2 separate regions of the Homo sapiens genome follow, and region 1 is linked to region 2. Evidence: read pairs that join two places in POLR2A ChIA-PET (ENCODE). Cell type or tissue: PC-9. All regions are shown on one strand. Each heading gives the region's core, and the rest is flanking DNA. Links, peaks and the distances in the headings are about the cores only.

Region 1 (10,726 bases), core at 1,853-9,852, 120 kb after region 2:
CGGGCTGGGGATGAGAAGTGAGAGTCTCTGGGTGCTGGAGTCAGGAGCAGTGAAGGGAATATAACCCTGAACTCTCCTCATTTCCCTTCTTCCTCTCCCTACCTGCAAATCAGAGGATCCAATCTGTGGGTTGATTCCTGGAAATTCTAGTTTGAGGGGAATTTCCCTGAGGAATTATATGAGACACTGGCAGGGCTATCTTCAGAGGCATGCAAACTGTGTAGTTATGCATAGCCCATGCTCAGAAAGGCTCTGTGCTTGGTTGAATGTTTTGCTGTTGCCTCTTTTTTTTTGAGACAGAATCTTGCTCTGTCGCCCAGGCTGGAGTGCAGTGGCACAGTCTCGGCTCACTGCAACCTCCACCTCCCGGGTTCAAGCAATTCTCTGCCTCAGCCTCCCAGGTAGATGGGATTACAGGCACCCGCCACTATGCCCGGCTAATTTTTGTATTTTTTTTTTTTTTTGGGATGGAGTTTCGCTCTTGTTGCCCAGGCTGGAGGGCAATGGCACGATCTAGGCTCACTGCAACCTCTACCTCCCAGGTTCAAGCGATTCTCCTGCTCAGCCTCCAGAGTAGCTGGGACTACAGGCATGCGCCACTATGTCTGGCTAATTTTTGTATTTTTAGTAGAGACAGGGTTTCTCCATGTTGGTCAGGCTGGTCTCGAGCTCCCGACCTCAGGTGATCCGCCTGCCTCAGCCTCCCAAAGTGCGGGGATTACAGGTGTGAGCCACTGCACCTGGCCTAATTTTTGTATTTTTAGTTGAGACGGGGTTTTACCATGTTGGCCAGGGTGGTCTCGATCTCCTGACCTCATGATCCGCCCTCTTTGGCCTCCCAAAGTACTGGAATTACAGACGTGAGCCACCGTGCCCGGCATTTTTATTTTTGAGACGGAGTTTTGTTCTTATTTTCCAGCCTGGAGTGCAGTGGCACCATCTCGGCTCACTATAACCTCTGCCTTCTGGGTTCAAGCGTTTCTCCTGCCTCAGCCTCCCGAGCAGCTGGGACCACAGACAAGCACCACCATGCCTTGCTAGTTTTTTTGTATTTTTATTTATTTTATTGAGACGGAGTTTTACTCGTCGCCCAGGCTGGAGTGCAATGGCATGATCTCGGCTCACTGCAACCTCCACCTCCCGGGTTCAAGTGATTCTCCTGCCGCAGCTTCCTGAGTAGCTGGGATTATAGGCGCCTGCCAGCAAGCCTGGCTAATTTTTTTTTTTTTTTTTTTTGAGATGGAGTCTCACACTGTCACCGGGGCTGGAGTGCAATGGCGTGATCTTGGCTCACTGCAAACTCCGCCTCCTGGGTTCAAGTGATTCTCCTGCCTCAGCCTCTCGAGTATCTGGGATTACAGGCGCTTGCCACCTTGCCTGGCTAATTTTTGTATTTTTAGTAGAGACGGGGTTTCACTATGTTGGCCAGGCTGGTCTCAAACTCCTGACCTTGTGATCCACCTGCCTCGGCTTCCCAAAGTGCCAGGACTACAGGCGTGAGTCACCTTGCCCGGCCTGCTATTGCCTCTTGAAATTCTTTTTTTAAAAGACAAAGTCAGGCCAGGCACAGTGGCTCACGCCTGTAATCCCAGCACTTTGGGAGGCCGAGGCGCGTGGGTCACCTGAGGTCAGGAGTTCGAGACCAGCCTGACCAATATGGCGAAACCCCGTCTCTACTAAAAATACAAAAATTAGCCAGGCGTGGTGGCGGGCGCCTGTAGTCCCAGCTACTCAGGAGGCTGAGGCAGGAGAATCGCTTGAACCCGGGAGGTGGAGGTTACAGTGAACCGAGATTGTGCCACTGCACTCCAGCCTGGGCGACAGAGCAAGACTCAGTCTCAAACAAACAAACAAACAAACAACAACAACAACAAAAAGACAAGATTTCACTCTGTTTCGCAGGCTGCAGTTCAGTGGCGCGAACATGGCTCACTATAGCCTTGACCTCCTGGGCTCAAGGGATCCTCCCACCTCAGCCTCCCGAGTGAGTAGCTAGGACCACAGGCACTTGTCACCACACCTGGCTAATGAAAAACAATTTTTTTTTTGGAGAGATGAGCTCTTACCATGTTGCCCAAGGCTGGTCTCGAACTCCTAGGCTCAAGCAATCCTCCCACCTTGGCCTTCCAAAGTGTTGGGATTACAGACATGAGCCACTGTGGCAGGCCTTGAAATTCTTAATAAGTTTTTTTTTTTTTTTTTTTTTTTTTTTTTTGAGACAGAGTCTCGCTCTGTCACCCAGGCTGGAGTGCAATGGTGCAATTTTGGCTCACTGCAACCTCCGCCTACCGGGTTCAAGCAATTCGCCTGCCTTAGTCTCCCAAGTAGCTGGGACTACAGGCATGCACCACCACACCCAGCTAAGTTTTTGTATTTAGTAGAGACCGGGTTTCACCATGTTGGTCTGGCTGGTCTTAAACTCCTGACCTCAGGTGATCCATTTGCCTGGGCCTCCCAAAGTGCTGGGAATACAGGCCTGAGCCACCATGCCTGGCACCTGTAACACTTTTCTCTTGAAAACTGCATTCTCTACATTCCCTTTCCTCACCAACTAACAGAGGAAGAGGCTGGGTTCTTAGGAGTGCTAGGCTGGGCCAAGAGCACCCAGAGTACAGGGCTGGTTCCTGATCCAGAATGGGTGCTCTGGGATTGTGGGCTGGATCTGAATGAATGGTGGTTAGACAAGAAACTGAGGCCCAGCATGGACACTGGGTGGTCTGCCCCAGGGCCCCCAGGTGGGAGAGTGTCAATGATGTCCCAGGTTCACCACAGCTGAGCCCCTGGGGACATGCAGGGGGCTAAGGCAGGTTAGGGAGATCCCACTGCACTCTAGTAATCCTGCAATGTTATGGTGAGTGCTATCTACAGTGCGCCGGGGCTGACTGGGCTGGGTGGCCCAGACAAATGGGCCCCTGCCCTCGTGGAGACCAGGACCAAGAGAAAGCCGTGTGACCAGAGTCAGATTGGGTGATTCTGGCCACCCCACTGGTATGGACATCACAAGGCCCTTCTGGGGACTGACGGAGGAGGTTCAAGGGTGCTGAACCCACAGCTGGTCCCCAGCGCAATTTCTAGTCCTTAGGGTTTGAAGCCTTGGACCAGCCTGAGACAAAACCCAGATGACCATCTTGGCTCCTCTCCCGCTGACCACCTCTGTCCCCTTCTGGCCTCCATTTCCGTTGTCGTGGGATCAGATGATATAAAAGGGCTTGGTCAGCTGTAATAGACCCAGAGGCCTGTAGGCAATGAGTACAGCAATTTCAGGATTCTTAATGTTTCCTTTCCTACCAGCCTCCCAGTCACACCTCTCACCTGCCCAGAGTTCAACCCTAATTAGTGTTGAGCATCTCAGTGGGAACTCCTGGTCCAGGCAGGAGTGCCCTGGGGCCTCAAATCCTAGTCCAAGGGTAAACGGAGGAAGGGCTATCCTCATCTTGCCACCAAAGGGTGAGGCAGGAACACAGTGGACCTGGGCCCCCGCTGCACACCGAAGATGGTTGGAGCCTGGAAGGTGTGGTAAAGAGCGAGGAGGCGACCCCAGTCAGCAGATGGGAGGGAAATGCCCACTGCGGGTCACAGGTCTTGGACGTGTCTGAAGCCTCTATTCCTGGCGCAAGCGCCCCAACACTGTCGGGGCTTGGAAGGAATTCTCCAAATTCCCTTATTCCAGGAAAAAATATTCCAGAATCCCCTGTCTATTCCCAGCCCAAACTTGGGATACCAAGTCTCCTGGGGTCCAACCCCAGCCTCTCGCTCCTCCTTTCCTGCGCCCTTCCCCTTTCCGTCCCCACCCCATACCACCCTCTTCCGAACAGATCTCCCGCGGTGCCCCCTGCGGGACGGAACCTCAGTGCCGCCCCCTCCCGGGCGGCCCCACGACCCGCCCTCTCGGGCCCCAGCGGGGGGCACGACCCCGGGCTCCCGGGACCCCCTCCTCTCGGGACTGGACCTCGCCCTCCGCCGGGACCGGGGGAGGCGGGGAGGGGCCGCAGGCAGCGGCGCTCCCGCCCTGCGGCCGCTCCCGCCCCGCTCCTTCCCTCCCCGCCGGCCTGCGCCCCGCCCGCCGCTCGGCCGGCCCCTCCCGCGCCGCTCCCGCCGTCCGCTCTCCGCGCCCGCTCGGCCTCCGCCGCCCAAACTTTTCTCCGGGCGCGCGTCCCCGGCGGCCGCCCCCGGCATGGGCACCGCGCCGCAGGGGGCCTGACCCGCCGCCCGCTCCGCCCCCGCCTGCCATGGCGGCCCGCGCGCCCCCCGCCGCACCTGCGGCCGAGGAGCCGGGGAACCCGGGCGGCCCCCCGCGCAGGAAGAAGTCCCGCTCCGGCGCGTCCGGCCTCCGCCGCGCCTTCAGCTGGCTGCGGGGCAAGCGGCGCAAGAAGAAGGCGGCGGGGGCCGAGGGCGCCGAACCGGCCGCCCCCCGGGCCAAGAAGGCGGAGGACAAGGCCAAGAGGGCCAAGGGCAAAGGCCGAGGTAAGGCGGTCGGCACCTGGGCTGAGCGCGGGGGGGCGTCGAGGGTGCGGCCGAGGGGGCTCTGCCGGGGGTCCGCGCGCGGCGTGTTGGAGGGGGGTGACCCCCAGGAGCTGGTGCTGGAAAGCGAAGAGGCCAGGGCTGAGTCCGAACACTTCCACCCTGCGCTGCCTTCCGCAGTTTCCAGACCCAGTCCTGCCCCGCTGTGAGGGGAGGGGACCCCCGGCTGGGGCAGGGATCCCCTGGCAGAGCAGGAAGTGCTGGTAGCCCGACTCCAGGGCGGTGAGGCGATTCCCCCTCCCCCAGGCTCACCGAGGTTCTGCCCTCTGCTGAGTCAGGGGGTCAGAGACTTAACGCTGGCCTGTGGCCAATGGGAGAGACAGGTGGCCTTGGGTCTCTGGTGGGGACCCTCTGGGTCTGGAAGGTCAACCGCACTCACAAAGAGTTTCAGCTCCAGCTGGATCTGGATTTCCAGCCCCACAAAGGACCTCACATGGAGCACAGTGTGCCCTGCCTTAGCTTCTTAACAGTGCTGGCTTTTCCCACCTGGCCTCCCTCAACGCTCACCTGGGCCAGGCCACAAACATCACCTCCTGGGGTAGTGAGCTCACCAAGGTGAACCAACCCGCCCCTCCCTATCACTCCTTCTTCCAGCCCTGGAGAAACATGCCAGTGTCGGAAGTGTGCTTACAGATGGGGGAAACTGAGGCCCAAGCTCAGTGGAGAGGCTGTACCTGGGCTGGGGTGGGTACTTAAAATTCAACAGCTAATTCTCAGTCTTTCTGAATTTGAGTCCCTGGGCTCCTCCTCTGGCCTGGACGGGCAGCCTGAAAGGCGGGGAAGCCGACCTGGCCCATCCCTGCTGGGGTCATTTTCAGTTCCTTTCTTGGGCCTTCCCTCATTTTCCAGTTTCTGTCTTCCTTTTGATGGGGAGGGCTTGAGTCTTTGCAAGAGGGTGGAGCTCCCTTGGGGCTTGCTGTCCTGGGAAGTCCACCTTTCCTAGACTGCTGCTGCAGTGCTGGAGGTGAGGAAATGGCTGGGTGTGCGGGCCCATCCCATTCTGCCTGTGTTTACCCTCCCAGTGTCCTTTAACCACCTCTTCTGGGAGAGTTAGAAGGAACACTTTAGGGGTCAGGAAGAGGGTGGAAAGCCTCATGTGTGATTGTATCCGGCTTGATCTTCCTTTTGGATAAGGGCCCTGCTTCCCTGCGGCACAGCCACACATAGAAGTGAGGGTGCTGGGGCTGGGGTGACTGGGCCAAACCCTGAGGGAGGACTGGATTTGGGTGAGGGGTGTTTCCAAAGCCTCTGCAGTCCTAACAGGACATGGAGTCTGTCCCAGGGCTGCCCCACTGGGATTCAGTCTGAAGTCATCCCCGTCTCATTCAAGAGGGCATTGCAGCAGGATGTATTGTGGTCAGACTGTCAGGATTGGCAGGCAGAAGGCTAGTGGACTAGCAGTGTATACTCCAGGGCAATGGACCTTTTTCCTCTGGGAGACCAGCCTGGAAGGCAGGGGGCTGGAAAAGCTGAGCCTGTAGGTCACTGCTCCAACAGCCTGGGTTTGGGTTCATTGGGTCAGTGGCCAGGCCTCCCTCTTGCCTTGTGTTTGGTATCAGGTGGCTCTGGGCTTTCTGGGCAGCATGTCGGCCTGATTTGAGCCCACGTGCATGGGTAACACCTCCTTGCCCCTGGCTGTTGTTTCTCCAGGTCTGGAGGTGGCCCTGGGTATGACTGGAGGAAGTCCTGTTCCCTTTTACTCCAGCCTCCTATTATTGCAACTGTTTCCTTGTCACCTGCCTGGCCCAACTTCTTTTCTGTTTATTAAGAGAAATAAATCTGATCCCACTAATCTCCACTGGCAACGCTGGCCAGGAACGGGAAGCCTGCAGAAGGCTTAACTCTTTCAGGGAGAATGTTCAGAATGGAGATTGGGAGAGGTGGGGAGGAGGGATACACAGGAGATTCCTGGGAGGTCAGGGATCTTTGCTGGGGAAGTCATTATCTCCTCCATTCCAATCTCTGGCTCAAAGACCTATGAGAGGCAGGTCTTGATTCCTCTAATCTGACTCTCCTACTTTAAGATGGAAAAACTGAGCTTGTCATGGAGTTTTGAGCACCAGTCTTCCATGATTCCCTTGCTGACCTCACTACCCTGCACAAACTTAGAAGAAGAGAGGAAGTCTGACATTTATTGATTAGTCTGAATATGTCAAGATCTTACTTGCAGATGAAAAAATTGAGGCTCAGGGACAGTGAGTGACTGATTTGACCAAACGGATTTAAACTCAAATCACCTGCCTCAAAAATCGGGACTGTTTTCATGACTCTCCCAAGGACATAGAGCAGCAGGTAAGGCTTGAAGATCTTCTTGTTCAACTCACTTTACAGATGGGAAATGGCCCAGAGAGAGAAGTGAGGGAACTTGATAGAGTGGGGAGAGTATCAGAATCAGGCCAATGAGAGTTTAAATCCTGGCCCAGCTACTAGCAAGCCCCATGATGTAGGATGAGCAACTTCTCAGTGGGCTCCCTGATTCCACCACTGTCTTGTGGGGAAGAAAGGGGGAATCCTCTGGCTGGACATTGCCTTGATGGGCTGTGACCTTTCTGTCTCACCAAGATTCTCACAAGAGAGCATATGAAAATTATATTAAAGGCTGGGCGTGGTGGCTCATGCCTGTAATCCTAGTATTTTGGGAGACCGAGGCGGGCAGATTGCCTGAGCTCAGGAGTTCGAGACCAGCCTGGGCAACACGGTGAAACCCCGTCTCTACTAAAATACAAAAAATTTGCCAGACAAGGTGGCGTGCACCTGTAGTCCCAGCTACCCGGAAGGCTGAGGCAAGAGAATTGCTTGAACTCGGGAGGCGGAGGTTGCAGTTAGCCAAGATTGCACCGCTGCACTCCAGCCTGGGCAACAGAGCGAGACTCAGAAAAAAAAAAAAGAAAAAAAAAAGAAAATTATATTAAAGAGAAGTAACCATAGAAATGCAAGGGGTTGCTATGCCTGTGTTTATAAGTTTAGTCACCTGAGCTCTAACGACCCAGTCTGGAAGGAATGGGCTCTGGGCCTAAGAACAACTTTGCTTGACTGGGCGTGGTGGCTCACACCTGTAATCCCAGCACTTTGGGAGTTTGAGGTGGGTGGGTCATGAGGTCGCGAGTTTAAGACCAGCCTGACCAACATGGTGAAACCCTGTCTCTACTAAAAATACAAAAATTAGCTGGGCGTGGTGGCGCGTGCCTGTAATCCCAGCTACTCAGGAGGCTGAGGCAGGAGAATCGCTTGAACCCGGGAGGTGGAGGTTGCAGTGAGGCGAGATTGCACCACTGTACTCCAGCCTGGGCGACAGAGCGAGACTAGGTCTCAAAAAAAAAAAAAAAAAAAAATGGACAACTCTGCTTCCCTGGTCTGCCCCTCTCAAGCTACAAGATGCTGGCAGGTTATTCACCCCTCCAAGCCTCAGTATCCTTATCTGTAAAATAGGGATAATAAATCCTAGCTTTATAGGGGCCTTTCCAGGATCAAATGAGCTAACAGACATGCAAGTGCGTTGTGAACTGTGGAGCATGGTGCAGCTGGCAGCAGGTTTCTGCTGTTGTTATGCTGCTGAGGACTTGAGCATTAGTTAAGTTCACCCTGATCCATGTTTGGAAAACAGCCCATGATGATGATGATTATTGAGGGGGATTCACAGAGGATAGAGTCTCACCTTTGTCCCACAGGAGGACTCAGACATAAGAAAAAGTTAAAAAAACAGGCCAGGCACGGTGGCTCACGCCTGTAATCCCAGCACTTTGGGAGGCTGAGGCGGGCGGATCACAAGGTCAGGAGATTGAGACCATCCTGGCTAACATGGTGAAACCCTGTCTCTACTAAAAAATACAAAAAATTAGCCAGGTGTGGTGTCGGGCGCCTGTAGTCCCAGCTACTTGGGAGGCTGAGGCAGGAGAATGGAGTGAACCCGGGAGGCGGAGCTTGCAATGAGCCGAGATCGCGTCACTGCACTCTAGCCTGGGCGACAGAGCGAGACTCCAGCTCAAAAAAAAAAAAAAAAACAAAAAAGAACAAGTTAAAAAAAACAAAAACAAACAGGAATCCATATCTTCCAGAAATATCACCTGGACTCTAGACAAGTGTGTGGGTAGGAAGTGTTTCTGGGACAGATGCCAGGATTGGAGCCCAGCAGATAATCAGGGGAGGCTTTCTGGAGGAGGCGAGCGCCTATGGAAGGAGGGCAGGGTCCTGGCTAATCTGAATGGGAAGAGAAGTAACAGGAAGGCTGCTATGTGCTATATATACCCTGGCCAGGCATTTTCATCAAAGTCTTCCTATGTCCTTACAGCAACCTGGGAGGTGGACAGTTACCACCATTTGTAGGTGAGAAAAAAGGGGTGAGAGTAAGTAGCCCGAGGTCACTCAGCTTCATTTATTTGAAGAGGACATATTCTTTACTCTGGAGTGTAAGGCACTGTTCAAGGTGATGTGAATGCCAGAGGACCAGACAGGCAAGGTCCCCATCTATGTGGAAGTGAGGTTCACAGCATCACAATGACGGAGCCACTCAGTCTGCCTCCAGAGGCCACACTCTACAAAGAAAATTATATGATGATGGCTGTGTTTCTGACTCTGGAGGCAGGTAACCTCTCTAGAGTTTTAGACAAAACCAGTTTTGGGGAAAGGGGTATGTAGTCCTCCTGAGGGTTTCTCTTGTGCAGTGGGCAGCGGCTGAGGGGTGGGAGTAGGCATGGCTCTGATACTGAGAATTTGAGAGCTACCCTGCCAGGCCTAGCTGACTTAGCCCCATGTTAACTCCAGTCAGTTCACTGTGGCCTCTCCAAGTTCCCTCTGGCCACTCAGGGAGGACTGTCCTTTCATGGTGTGGAGTTGTGGAGAGAACCCTGAGTTTGAGTTCTGCTCTGTTGTATGACCTTGGGTAAGTCCTGCCCCTCTTTGGACCAGACATGCCCTGTCTTGACAAAGATGGTTTTTTTTTTGTTTTGTTTTGTTTTTTGAGACAGAGTCTCACTCTGTCGCCCAGGCTGGCGTGCAGTGGCGAGATCTCAGGTCACTGCAACCTCTGCCTCCCAGGTTCAAGCGATTCTTCTGCTTCAGCCTGGGACTACAGGTGAGTGCCACCGTGCCTGGCTAATTTTTGTATTTTTAGTAGAGATGGGGTTTCACCATATTGGCCAGGCTGGTCTCGAACTCCTGACCTCATGATCCGCCCGCCTTGGCATCCCAAAGTGCTGGGATTACAGGCGTGAGCTACCGCGACTGGCCGACAAAGATGGGGTTTAATGGCCTCTGAGACTCTTGCTAGTTCTAGGATTCTGTGAGTTTGAGAATGGGCTGAGGGAGCAAGCCTGTAGGGGCTGGGGGCTAGGCATGGAGATGGGAGCTGTGTCCAGGAAAGGAGAGCTGACCTCCAGCCAGCCAGATAAGACACTGAGACCCAGTGGCCTGGATGTCATAGGAAGGGGAGTAAGGTGGCTGGGCGTGGTGGCTCACACCTGTAATCCCAGCACTTTGGGAGGCTGAGACAGGTGGATCACTTGAGGTCAGGAGTTCAAAACCAGCCTGGCCAACATGGTGAAACCCCGTCTCTACTAAAAATACAAAAATCAAAAATTATGGCCGGACACAGTGGCTCACGCCTGTAATCCCAGTGCTTTCGGGGGCCAAGGCGGGAGGGGATCACCTGAGGTCAGGAGTTTGAGACTAGCCTGGCCAACATGGCGAAACCCCATCTCTACTAAAAATGCAAAAATTAGCTGGGCATGGTGGCATGCATCTGTAATCCCAGGCTACTCGGGAGGCTGAGGCAGGAGAATAGCTTGAACCCAGGAGGCAGAGGTTGCAGTGAGCTGTGATCACGCCATTGCACTTCAGCCTGGGCAACAAGAACAAAAAGCTCCGTCTCAAAACAAAAAACAAAAATTAGCCAGGCGTAGTGGCAGGCGCCTGTAGTCCCAGGTACTTGGGAGGCTGAGGCAGGAGAATCACTTGAACCCAGGAGGCGGAGGCTGCAGTGAACTGAGACCACGCCACTGTACTCCAGCCTGGGCGACGGGAGTTCAACTGGGCAACAGTTTCATTCAAAACTCAAAAAAAAAGGAAGGTGGGTAAGGAGAGTCCATTATGAACAATGTCATTTCTCTCTGCTGAGGAAGGGGCCTAGATAGTTCCAAAGCAGTCAGAGTCAAGTCTCTGGGGTCGTGGGCGCCTTGCCCTTCTGAGGTCAGGATGGTGTCTGTTTGCC
Region 2 (10,726 bases), core at 1,424-9,423:
CACGATATGCAAAGGTTCTGTGAAAAAAAAGAGCCCCATCACAGCCTGGCAATCAACCCTAATAAAAGGTAAAAGGATTCTGAGGGATGTGTTTGGCTTGGAGAGTAACAATTTAAATTTGTAAAATGTGCCTGAGTACAAAGGAGGTTAAAAAGCACTACCCAGTGTTCCTAATATATATTCATTTGAAGAGCTGCTTTTCAAACCACAGGCTCTTGGCCTATTCTTCATTAACCCTATTTTCTTTTTCTGTTTTGAGTCAGAGTCTCACTCTGTCACCTAGGCTGCAGTTCAGGGGCACAATCTCAGCTCACTTGCAACCTCCACCTCCTGGGTTCAAGCGATTCTCATTGCCTCAGGCTTTCGAGTAGCTGGGATTATGGGTGCCTGCCACCAAGCCAGGCTAATATTTTGTATTTTTAGTAGAGATGGGGTTTCACTATGTTGACCAGGCTGGGCTTGAACTCCTGACCTCAGGTGATCCGCCTGCCTCAGCCTCCCAAAGTGTTGGGATTACAGGTGTGAGCCACTGTGCCCAGCTTTCATTAACCCTGTTTTCTGTTAAATACCCATAGAAAAATAATTGCTAATCCGTTCCTTTTAGTTCAAGTTCGCCATACTATGATGATATTTAGCACCACCCAGTGGCAATTTTTTCTTATGTTCTTGGGAATAAATAGCAACTTTGCAAACTCTTGATCCCAAAAGAGAATACCTCAATCAATAGAAACAAGAAAAAAGGTGCAAATCAAACTAAATTTCATTTTTAAAAAGTCATCTACTTTAAGAGTTCAGATCATTTTAAGGTTGTTTTCCTGGCCTCCTGTCTCCTTAAAGACAAATAGCTAGGCCTGGTGCAGTGGTTCACACCTGTAATCCCAGTACTTTGGGGGGCCAAGGTGGATCACTTGAGCCCAGGAGTTCAAGACCAGTTCAAGACAACATAGTGAGACCCTGTCTCTACAAAAAAATTTAAAAATTAGCCAGGTATGGTGGTGCATTCCTGTAGTTCCAGCAATTTGGGAAGCTGAGTTGGAAGGACTGCTCGAGCCCAGGAGTTCGAGGCCACAGTAAGCTATGATTGCACCACTGCATTCCAGCCTGGGGGACAGAGCAAGACCCTGTCTCAAAAAAAAGGACGAATAGCTTAAGTAGTTAAACAAAAACAACAATAAAGAAATTTTTCAAAAATTCTCCTTTTATTCTCTAGTTATAAACATGTACTCACTTTCAAATAAAATTCTATATTAGAAGGAAAGGTCTCTTTGTAAGGCATAGTATTGACTTTTTCTTATGAGAAAACAGGAAATATCATTAGTGCTTTTAAAAAACTGAAAGCGTGAGAGAAAAATCAGGGCTCTATCTAGAGAAGTCTAATTGTTTCTCTACAAAAACCAACTGGAATACAGGATAGCTCTGTCCTATAGCAACCTAAACCAGCACCTCCCTTGATGTGCATATAGAAAATCTATGTCTTGTGGCCGGGCATGGTAGCTCATGCCTGTAATCGCAGTACCTTGGGAGGCCAAGGTGGGCGGATCACAAGGTCAGGAGATCAAGACCATCCTAGCTAACACAGTGAAACCCCGTCTCTACTAAAGATACAAAAATTAGCCGGGCATGGTGGCGGGTGCCTATAGTCCCAGCTACTCGGGAGGCTGAGGTAGGAGAATGGCGTGAACCCGGGAGGTGGAGCTTGCAGTAAGCCGAGCTCACACCACTGCGCTTCAGCCTGGGCTACAGAGCGAGACTCCGTCTCAAAAAAAAAAAAAAAAAAGAAACAAAATATATGTCTTAACCAACTTGGAAGAAAAACAAAATTCTGTGTGTGGAAATATATTTTTTCAAGTTATTCTTCTTTCAACCTGGATTCAGCCTCAGGCTGCTGCTGACATCAGTGATCCTCTCTGGGGTGAGGCTGGAGGGCTTGCATTGCACTGGAAGGGCATGAGGCACACCTACTGCCACAGCAGAGAATCAAAGGACCATAACTGTCCCTTGGGGGGTTGAAGAATTCTTTAAAGTGTGAATATTTGGGGAACACAGACCAAGGCTGTGCCCTGATTTTCCCTTTCTGAAAGTCACACTTTAACTAAAATATTTCTGTTCTACAAATTTCCATATATCAAAAAAAAGCTGTAGAATTTAATTCATAGTGTCTTCTCAAAAGGAAGAGGAAAACAAAAACAGTTCTTCGTAGGAGTCTTTTATTTTTTGGTGTCTTAAATGTCAATGATCACAAAAACTTCCGGGTTCTCTTCATTATAGACCTGCATTGCTGAATATGTTATTGCTTTGACTTCTGTTCCCTAAAGTTGGGGTTAGAGAAAAAAAAAAAAAAAAGGAAAATAGGATATTGAAATCATAATCATTAACTCTAGCAACAATCAGCAGAAAGTAAAAATTTTAGTATTTTGAAAATGAAAAACTCACATGAAACAATTAGTTATCAAATTAGGAGAATATACAGGGATCCAAGAAAAATGAGAGGCAACACATGCACAATGGAGTTGGGACATGGAACTCTAATCCTGGCTTTGTTTCCACCTGGGTGTATAGAAATTGTCTGGCCTGTCTGGACATCAGTTTTTCATTTATAAAATGGGTTAAATCACATAAAGACACATCCATGGGTATGTTCACTGCAGCACTATTCACAATAGCAAAGACATAGAATCAATCCACATGCCCATCAATGGTAGACTGGATAAAGAAAATGTGACACACATACACCATAGAATACTACACAGCCATAAAAAAGAATGAGATCATGTTCTTTGCAACAACGTGGATGGAGCTGGAGGCCATTATCCTAAGTGAATTCATGCAGGAGCAGAAAATCAAATACCATGTTTCCATATATTTATTTGGGACATAAACATTGAGTACACATGAACACAAAGAGGGAAACAAGACACCGGGTCTATTTGAGAGTTGGGGGAGGGTGAGGATTGAAAAACTGCCTATCAGGTATTATGCTGATTACCTAGGTGACAAAATTATCTGTACACTAAACCCCCACAACATGCAATTTACCCATGTAACAAACTCGTATATGTACCCCATGAACCTAAAAATAAAAGTTGGAAAGAAAAAAAAGTAAAAAACTTTTGAGGATGATTAAAAAAAAAAAAAGAAAATGGGTTGAATCAAAGAACACAAGCTTTTCTACTATTTGGCTCAGGGCTCTTTCTGAAATCAAAACCACCTCCTTATACTCTGACCTAGGCCCTAGGAATTCAACTTATTCTCTTTTCCTCAGTTGACAACACTCACTTCACCTCTTGGGACTCTTCTCTTTCCAAGTCTAGCTGAAGAATAAGATATAGTTTCCCAGGTCAAAAGCTCTCCACACGTCTCTGATACATGACATTGCCCAACCCTGCCCCAGTTTAAAACCACAGAATTAGATGTTCTCTTAGGTTCTTTCCAGCTCCAAAAGGAATCTACAATAATTCTGTGCACCATAAAATGTACCAGGCAATAGGTAAATGGCATTTGCTAGCTCTACACCACACAAAAAAAGGAAGATTTCACAGAAGGATATAAGTGGCACTGCCACTGCTTTTTCTCCTCTGCCACAATCACCTGGCAAAACCACAACCTAATTCAAGTTCAACTGTCTGCTTATGGCAGCACACACCATGCTAACTGGTATCACCCTGAGTGTATGTCCACACATCTCAAACAGGAATTCAGTACTCGCAGTAAAATCTTACAATTACCAATAAATTCCCTTTTTCACTCTCTGAGACAATTCTTTCTCTTCTCCTCTAGTGATCATTCCTCCCTCATTCTCACTCTCAATCAACTGTGCTTCCTAGAGAAAGTAAGAGCAACTCAGTAAGAACTGACTCATTTTCCTACCACCAAATCTACCATCATGCTGTATCTGTACTCACCTTAGCCTGATTGCAATGAATGGCTTGTCCCTGGCTCCCATCAGAAGGCCAACTCCCATACGTGAGTACTTGATCCTATACTCCCCTTACCAAATTTTACCAAAGAGGCTGTGGCCCTATCTCTACAACCTTGTCTCCTACTATTACACCTTCACTCTCAGCTCCAGCTTGCTGTTCCCTGAACTTACCTCATTTCAGGGCCTTTACACCTGTTTCTTCACCTAGAAAGTTCTTCCTTATTTCTGCTCACTCCTCATCTCTCTTGCCTCTGCTCAAATATCACTTTCTCAAACATACTGATATATTTTGGCTGTGTCCCCACCCAAATCTCATCTTGAACTGTAGTGCTCATAATCTCCACGTGTTGTGGGAGGGAGGGAGCAGGTGGAGATCATTGAATCACGGGGGCGGTTTCCACCATGCTGTTCTAGTGATAGTGCGTGAGTTTTCAGGAGATCTGATGGTTTTCTAAGGGGCTTCCCCCTTCGCTCAGCACTCACTTCTCTTCCTGCCACAATGTGAAGAAGGAAGGGTTTGCTTCCCCCTCCACCATGATTGTAAGTTTCCTGAGGTCTCCCCAGCCATGCTGAACTATGAATCAATTAAGCCCCTTTCCTTTATAAATTACCCAGTCTCGGGTATGTCTTTATCAGCAGCGTGAGAATGGGTTAATAAACATATATTTTCTGACTACCCCCTCCCCTCCTCCAACCACTCTTACCTTATCCTGATGGCACTGTTCACTATCTGAAATTATATTATGTGTTTACATGTTTGTCTGGCTCACTTCTCCCACTACATTTTAAACTCAGTAAGGGCAGAGACTTCGCTTATCCTATTACATTTCTACCTCGAGTGCATAAAAAAAAGTCTGAAACACTGGAGGCACTTGATAAGTATTTGCTGAATGCATGCATAAATTCATGGATGGATGGCATATGGATTCATGGAGAGAAGGTAAAGACAGTATTAAAACCAGGAAGGTATTTTTAAACCAAGAAATATTCCAGGAACCAGATGTTTTAATAAGCTATTTGTAAAACATTCCTTTTTGCTTTGAAAAGTTGATTGGCTGGGCCCAGTGGCTCATGCCTGTAATCTCAGCACTTTGGGAGGCCGAGGCAGGTGGATCACCTGAAGTCAGGAGTTTGAGACCAGCCTGACCAACATGGTGAAACCCCACCTCTACTAAAAATACAAAAATTAGCCGGCTGTGGTGGCATACACCTGTAATCCCAGCTACTCAGGAGGCAGAGACAGGAGAATCGCTTGAACCTGGGAGGTGGAGGTTGCAGTGAGCTGAGATTACACCACTGCACTCCAGCCTGGGCAACAGAGTAAGACTCCATCTCAAAAAAAAAAAAAGAGTTATTTGATCATTCATTCAAAAAATAAGAAGTAGCTGGGTGCAGTGGCTCACGCTTATAATCCCAGCACTTTGGGAGGCCAAGGTGGGTGGATCACCTGAGGTCGGGAGTTCGAAACCAGCCTGGCCAACATGGTGAAACCCAGTCTCTACTAAAATACAAAAATTAGCCTGGCATGGTTGCATGGGCCTGTAATCCCAGCTACTCGGGAGGCTGAGACACGAGAATCGCTTGAACCTGGGAGGGGGAGGTTGCAGTGAGTAGAGGTCACGTCACTGCACTCCAGCCTGGGTGACAGGGTGAGACTGTCTCAAAAAAAAAAAGAAAGAATAATAATAATAAAAAAAACTGTTGGCTGGGCGCGATGGCTCACGCCTCTTTTGGGAGGCTGAGGTAGGTAAATCACCTGAGCTCAGGAGTTCGAGATCAGCCTGGCCAACATGGTGAAACCCCATCTCTACTAAAAATACAAAAAATTAGCCAGGTATGGCGTCATGTGCCTGTAATCACAGCTACTTGTGAGGCTGAGGCAGGAGAATCGCTTGAACCTGGGAGGCGGAGGTTGCAGTGAGCTGAGATCGTGCCACTGCACTCCAGCCTGGGCAATAGCATGAGACTCCGTCTCAAAAACAAAACAAAACAAAACAAAACAAAACAAAACAAAAACTGTTAGGAGTACCAAGCTGGAATTGGTGGTGTGCACCTGTAAGCTCAGCTACTCAGGAGACTGAAGTGGGGGGATTGCTTGAGACTAGGAGTTTCGGATCAGCCTGGGCAACACAGCAAGGCACTGTCTCACATAAACAAAAACTCTTAGGAATAAATGAAATTAATTTGCTCACAATCCATTCTGAACACTTCCAATGACAAATATGAATTTAGAATACAGTTATGTGCCGCATAACATTTTGGTCAATGACTAACTGCATATATGATGGTGGTCTGAGAAGATTATAATGCTGTTTCTTTTTTTTTTTTTTAGATGGAGTTTTGCTCTTGTCGCCCAGGCTGGAGTGTGCAATGGCGTGATCTCCGCTCACTGCAACCTCTGCCTCCCAGGTTCAAGCGATTCTCCTGCCTCAGCCTCCCGAATAGCTGGGATTACAAGCGCCCGCCACCGCACCCAGCTAATTTTTGTATTTTTAGTAGAGATGGGGTTTCACCACGTTGGCCGGGCTGGTCTAGAACTCCTGACTTCAGGTGATTCACCCACCTCGGCCTCCCAAAATGCGGGGATTACAGGCGTGAACCACCACGCCGGGCCTATAATACTGTATTTTTACTATACCTTTTTTTGGTATTTAGAAATATAAATACACAAATATTTACCAATGTGTAACAACTGCCTATAGTATTCAGTATAGTAACATGCTGTACAGGTTCATAGCCTAGGAGCAATAGGCTATACCATATAGCATAGGTTATAGCATCTAGGTTTGTGTAAGTACACTCCATGATGTTTGCACAATGATGTAATCGCCTAAAGATGCATTTCTCAGAATGTATCCCAGTAGTTAAGTGACCTGTCTGTATCTGGCCTAAACACAGGGGTCAGCAAAATATATATAGCCCACAGGCCAAATTGCCTCTTTTTGTACAGTCCCATAAAGTAAGAGTGATTTTTACATCTTTATTTATTTACTTTTATTTTATTTTTTTGAGACCAGTCTCGCTCTGTCACCCAGGCTGGAGTGCAGTGGCATGATCTCGGCTCACTGCAACCTCTGCCACCCAGGTTAAAGTGATTCTCCTGCCTCAGCCTCCTGAGCAGCTAGGATTACAGGCGCGTGCCACCACGCCCAGCTAATTTTTGTATTTTTAGTAGAGGCTAGGTTTCACTATGTTGGCCAGGCTGGTCTCAAACTCCTGACCTAAAGCGATCTGCCTGCCTTGGCCTCCCAAAGTGCTGGGATTACAGGTCTGAGCCACCATGCCTGCCCTGATTTTTACATTTTTAAATGGTTGGGGAAAAAAATCAAAACAATGACATTTTGTTACATTTGAAAATGATAAGAAATTCAAATTTCAATGGGCATAAATAAGTTTTACTAGAATACAAGTGAACTCATTCATTTAAGTATTATCTATGGCTACTTTGGTGCTACAACAGAAGCACTGAGTAGCTGCTCTTCTGTCATTCTGGGCCCACAAATCTTAAAACATTTATTATCTGTCCATTTTACAGAAAAAAACTGCCAACTCCTGTTCCAATAGATTTTCCTACCATAGAGTGAGGCCATACAGGTCGGCAAATACAGAATCTAGAGACACACAGAAAGTAGAAGGCACAATAGAGAACATCTAGTCCAACATCTTTATTATAGGAGAAGAAATAAAGGTCAAAAAGGCAAAGAGAATTTCAAATTCCACAATAATCTGAACAAACTTGACCCTAGAACCCAATGCTGACGCCTCATCCACTAAATCAGGTGTGTATAATCACAGTATTTTAACAAAATATATCCAGACAGGTCAGAGAAGCTTGAGAAAAACTTATCACTTTACACCAGTTAGAACTAACTGAAGTTGATTGTCACATATATGAACTTTATGGTAAGGAAATTTTTCATGTTCTTAATGGCTGGATTTTAAAACATACCTGAGGGTGCTTGGACAATGAAAATTCTTCTCCCCACCTTGAGAATACAAATTAAAACATGATTAAGATTTGTTCTCTCTTTATATGTTTTAAAATAAGCCTTGTAAATGTGGTTAACATGCTAGAAAGCCAAAAGAGACAGGAGGGGGTCAGGGAGCTGTTAAGTTTCATTTTCATTTGTCAGAAGATACAGCTGTTGAGGGACGTGTGTGCAGTGTCATCATTTGCTCTCAAGGTTGATAGTTAAGGCCAGGTGCGGTGGCTCATACCTATAATCCTGGCACTTCCGGAGGCCAAAGGGAGGATCGCTTGAGCCCAGGAGTTTGAGAACAGCCTGAGCAACATAGGGAGACCTCATCTGTACACAAAATTAAAAAAATAAAAAAAGTTAGCTGGGTGTGGTGGCACATGCCTGTGGTCCCAGCCACTCACGAGGAGGAGGCAGGAAGATTGCTTGAGCCCAGAAGTCAAGGCTGCAGTGAGCTGTGATTGCACCACCGCACTCTAGCCTGGGTGTCAGGGCAAGACTGTGTTTCAAAAGAATTTTTAATTATAGGCCAGGCGCGGTGGCTCATGCCTGTAACCCCAGCACTTTGGGAGGCCGAAGCAGGTGGATCATCTGAGGTCGGCAGTTGAGGTCGGCAGTTTGAGACCAGCCTGACCAACATGGAAAAACCCTGTCTCTACTAAAAACACAAAATTAGCCGGGCGTGGTGGCGCATGTCTGTAATCCCAGCTACTTGGGAGGCAGAGGCAGGAGAATCGCTTGAACCCAGGAGGTGGAGGTTGCAGTGAGCCAAGATCGCGCCACTGCACTCCACCCTAGGCAACAGAGCGAAATGAAAAAGGTCAGGCGCGGTGGCTCATGCCTGTAATCCCAGCACTTTGGGAGGCCGAGGTAGGCGGATCACCTGAGGTCAGGAGTTCAAGACCAGCCTGGCCAACATGATGAAACTCTGTCTCTACTAAAAATACAAAAATTAGCCAGGCGTGGTGGTAGGCACCTGTAATCCGAACTACTCAGGAGGCTGAGGCAGGAGAATCGCTTGAGCCAGGAGGCGGAGATTGCAGTGAGCTGAGATCATGCCACTGCACTCCAGCCTGGGCAACAGAGCGAGACTCTGTCTCAAAAAAAAAAAAAAATTTAATTCTAGTGGCCAGGCACAGTGGCTCCCACCTGTAATCCCAGCACTTTGGGAGGCAGAGGTAGATGAATCCAGGAGTTCAAGACCAGCCTGGCCAACATGGTGAGAACTCGTCTCTACTAAAAATACAAAAATTAGGCAGGCATGGTTCCATGCGCCCGTGGTCCCACCTACTCGGGAGGCTGAGGCACAAGAATGGTTTGAATCTGGGAGGCGGACATTGCAGTGAACCAAGATCACATCATTGCACTCCCAGCCTGGGCAACAGAGTGAGACTGTCTAAAAAACAAACAAACAAAAAATTAATTTTAAAAACTTTAAAAAAAGGTTGATAGTTGATCTCAAAATAAATGTGCCCCAATATAGTGTACCTATGGTGGAATCTCAATAAACATTGTTTAGTAAATATTGTTTCAAAACAGAGTAGTAACATATTCAAAATTTTTACTATCCTCAGTTATGAAACTAGTTAAGTAGGCTGGGTGCGGTGGCTCACACCTGTAATCTCAGCACTTTGGGAGACTGAGGCAGGAAGATAGCTTGAGCTCAGGGGTTTGAGACCAGCCTGGGCAATGTAGCGAGACCCTGTCTCTACAAAAGATTAAAAAAAAAAATTAGCCAGGCATGGTGGCATATGTCTGTTGTCCTAGCTAGGTGGGAGGTTGAGGTAGGAGGATTGCTTGAGCCCAAAAGGTCATGGCTGCAGTGAGCCATGATCATGCCACTGCACTCCAGGCTGAGAGACAAAGCAAAACCCTCTCTCAAAACAAAAACAACAAAAACAAAACAAAAAAGAAAAACAAAAACTAATTAAATAATACCTCCCACTGGAGAAAGCAAGTCTGAGTACCACAAAGGCAAAATACTAGACTCTATAATACAGTCCGAACTTGGTTTACACTTTACAACTTTTCCAAAAATATCCATGATCTGTATATAGAAGGCCCTAGAAAAGTAATCTAGAACTTAGGATCAGTCTCCTCTCTGTCTTTGACACTAATGTGAGTGAAGATCACAACGTGGTATAATAGAAAGAGCAAAGCTTTAAAATTCTGTTCAAACACTTATTAGCTAGTACTTTTGGACATGCTTGTTTCTTTTTTTTTTTTTTTTTTTTTTGAGCCAGAGTCTCGCGCTGTTGCCAGGCTGGAGTGCAGTGGCACAATCTTGGCTCACTGCAACCTCTGCCTCCTGGGTTCAAGCGATTCTCCTGCCTCAGCCTCCTGAGTAGTTCAGATTACAGGTGCCCACCACCACACCTGGCTAATTTTTGTATTTTTAGTAGGGATGGGGTTCCACCATGTTGGCTAGGATGGTCTCAATCTCTTGACCTCCTGATCTGCCCGCCTCGGCCTCCCAAAGTGCTGGGATTACAGGCGTGAGCCACTGCACCCAGCAAGCCTGTTTCTTTACTCATTAAAAAACAACAAAAAACAAAACAAAACAAAAACACAGAGAAGATAATAAAAGATCTCACTTTACAAAAAGAAGTGAATGAAATTCAATATAAAATGGGGCCACAGGAGTTAGAGACCAGCCTAGCAACATAGCAAGACCCCATCTCTATAAAAAATTAAAAATTAGCTGAGATTAGCCAGGCATGGTGGCAGGCGCCTGTAATCCCAGCTACTCAGGAGGCTCAGGCAGGAGAATCGCTTGAACTCTGGAGGCAGAGGTTGCAGCGAGCCAAGACTGCACCACTGCCCTCCAGCC

What was found. Peaks named below come from ENCODE experiments on the same cell type or tissue, not always from the same donor. Only the 100,000 strongest peaks of a DNase experiment are listed, where the experiment ranks them.
Region 1: POLR2A ChIA-PET joins it to region 2 with 11 read pairs; 3 of 35 experiments call an interaction of 5 or more read pairs at or near these places.

What each region holds. Positions count from the first base shown.
Region 1 is chr1:32,737,726-32,748,451 of GRCh38, forward strand. It overlaps NHSL3 (NHS like 3), which reads left to right and starts at 4,105. Exons shown (of 7, transcript NM_020888.3): 1 at 4,105-4,464. The coding sequence starts at 4,230. In PC-9, for the core only: a CTCF peak has its summit at 3,825 (motif pointing left); DNase peaks (open chromatin) are centred at 5,006, 5,396 and 6,166; H3K4me3 peaks cover 3,466 bases; H3K27ac peaks cover 3,380 bases.
Region 2 is chr1:32,619,640-32,630,365 of GRCh38, forward strand. ZBTB8OS (zinc finger and BTB domain containing 8 opposite strand) reads right to left here. Exons shown (of 7, transcript NM_178547.5): 6 at 7,869-7,905; 7 at 1,181-2,309. The coding sequence ends at 2,223. Among named protein-coding and RNA genes, the nearest start is that of ZBTB8OS, 26 kb to the right of the region's middle. RefSeq lists an enhancer at 4,070-4,139. In PC-9, for the core only: no CTCF peak of the experiment used is centred there; no DNase peak of the experiment used is centred there.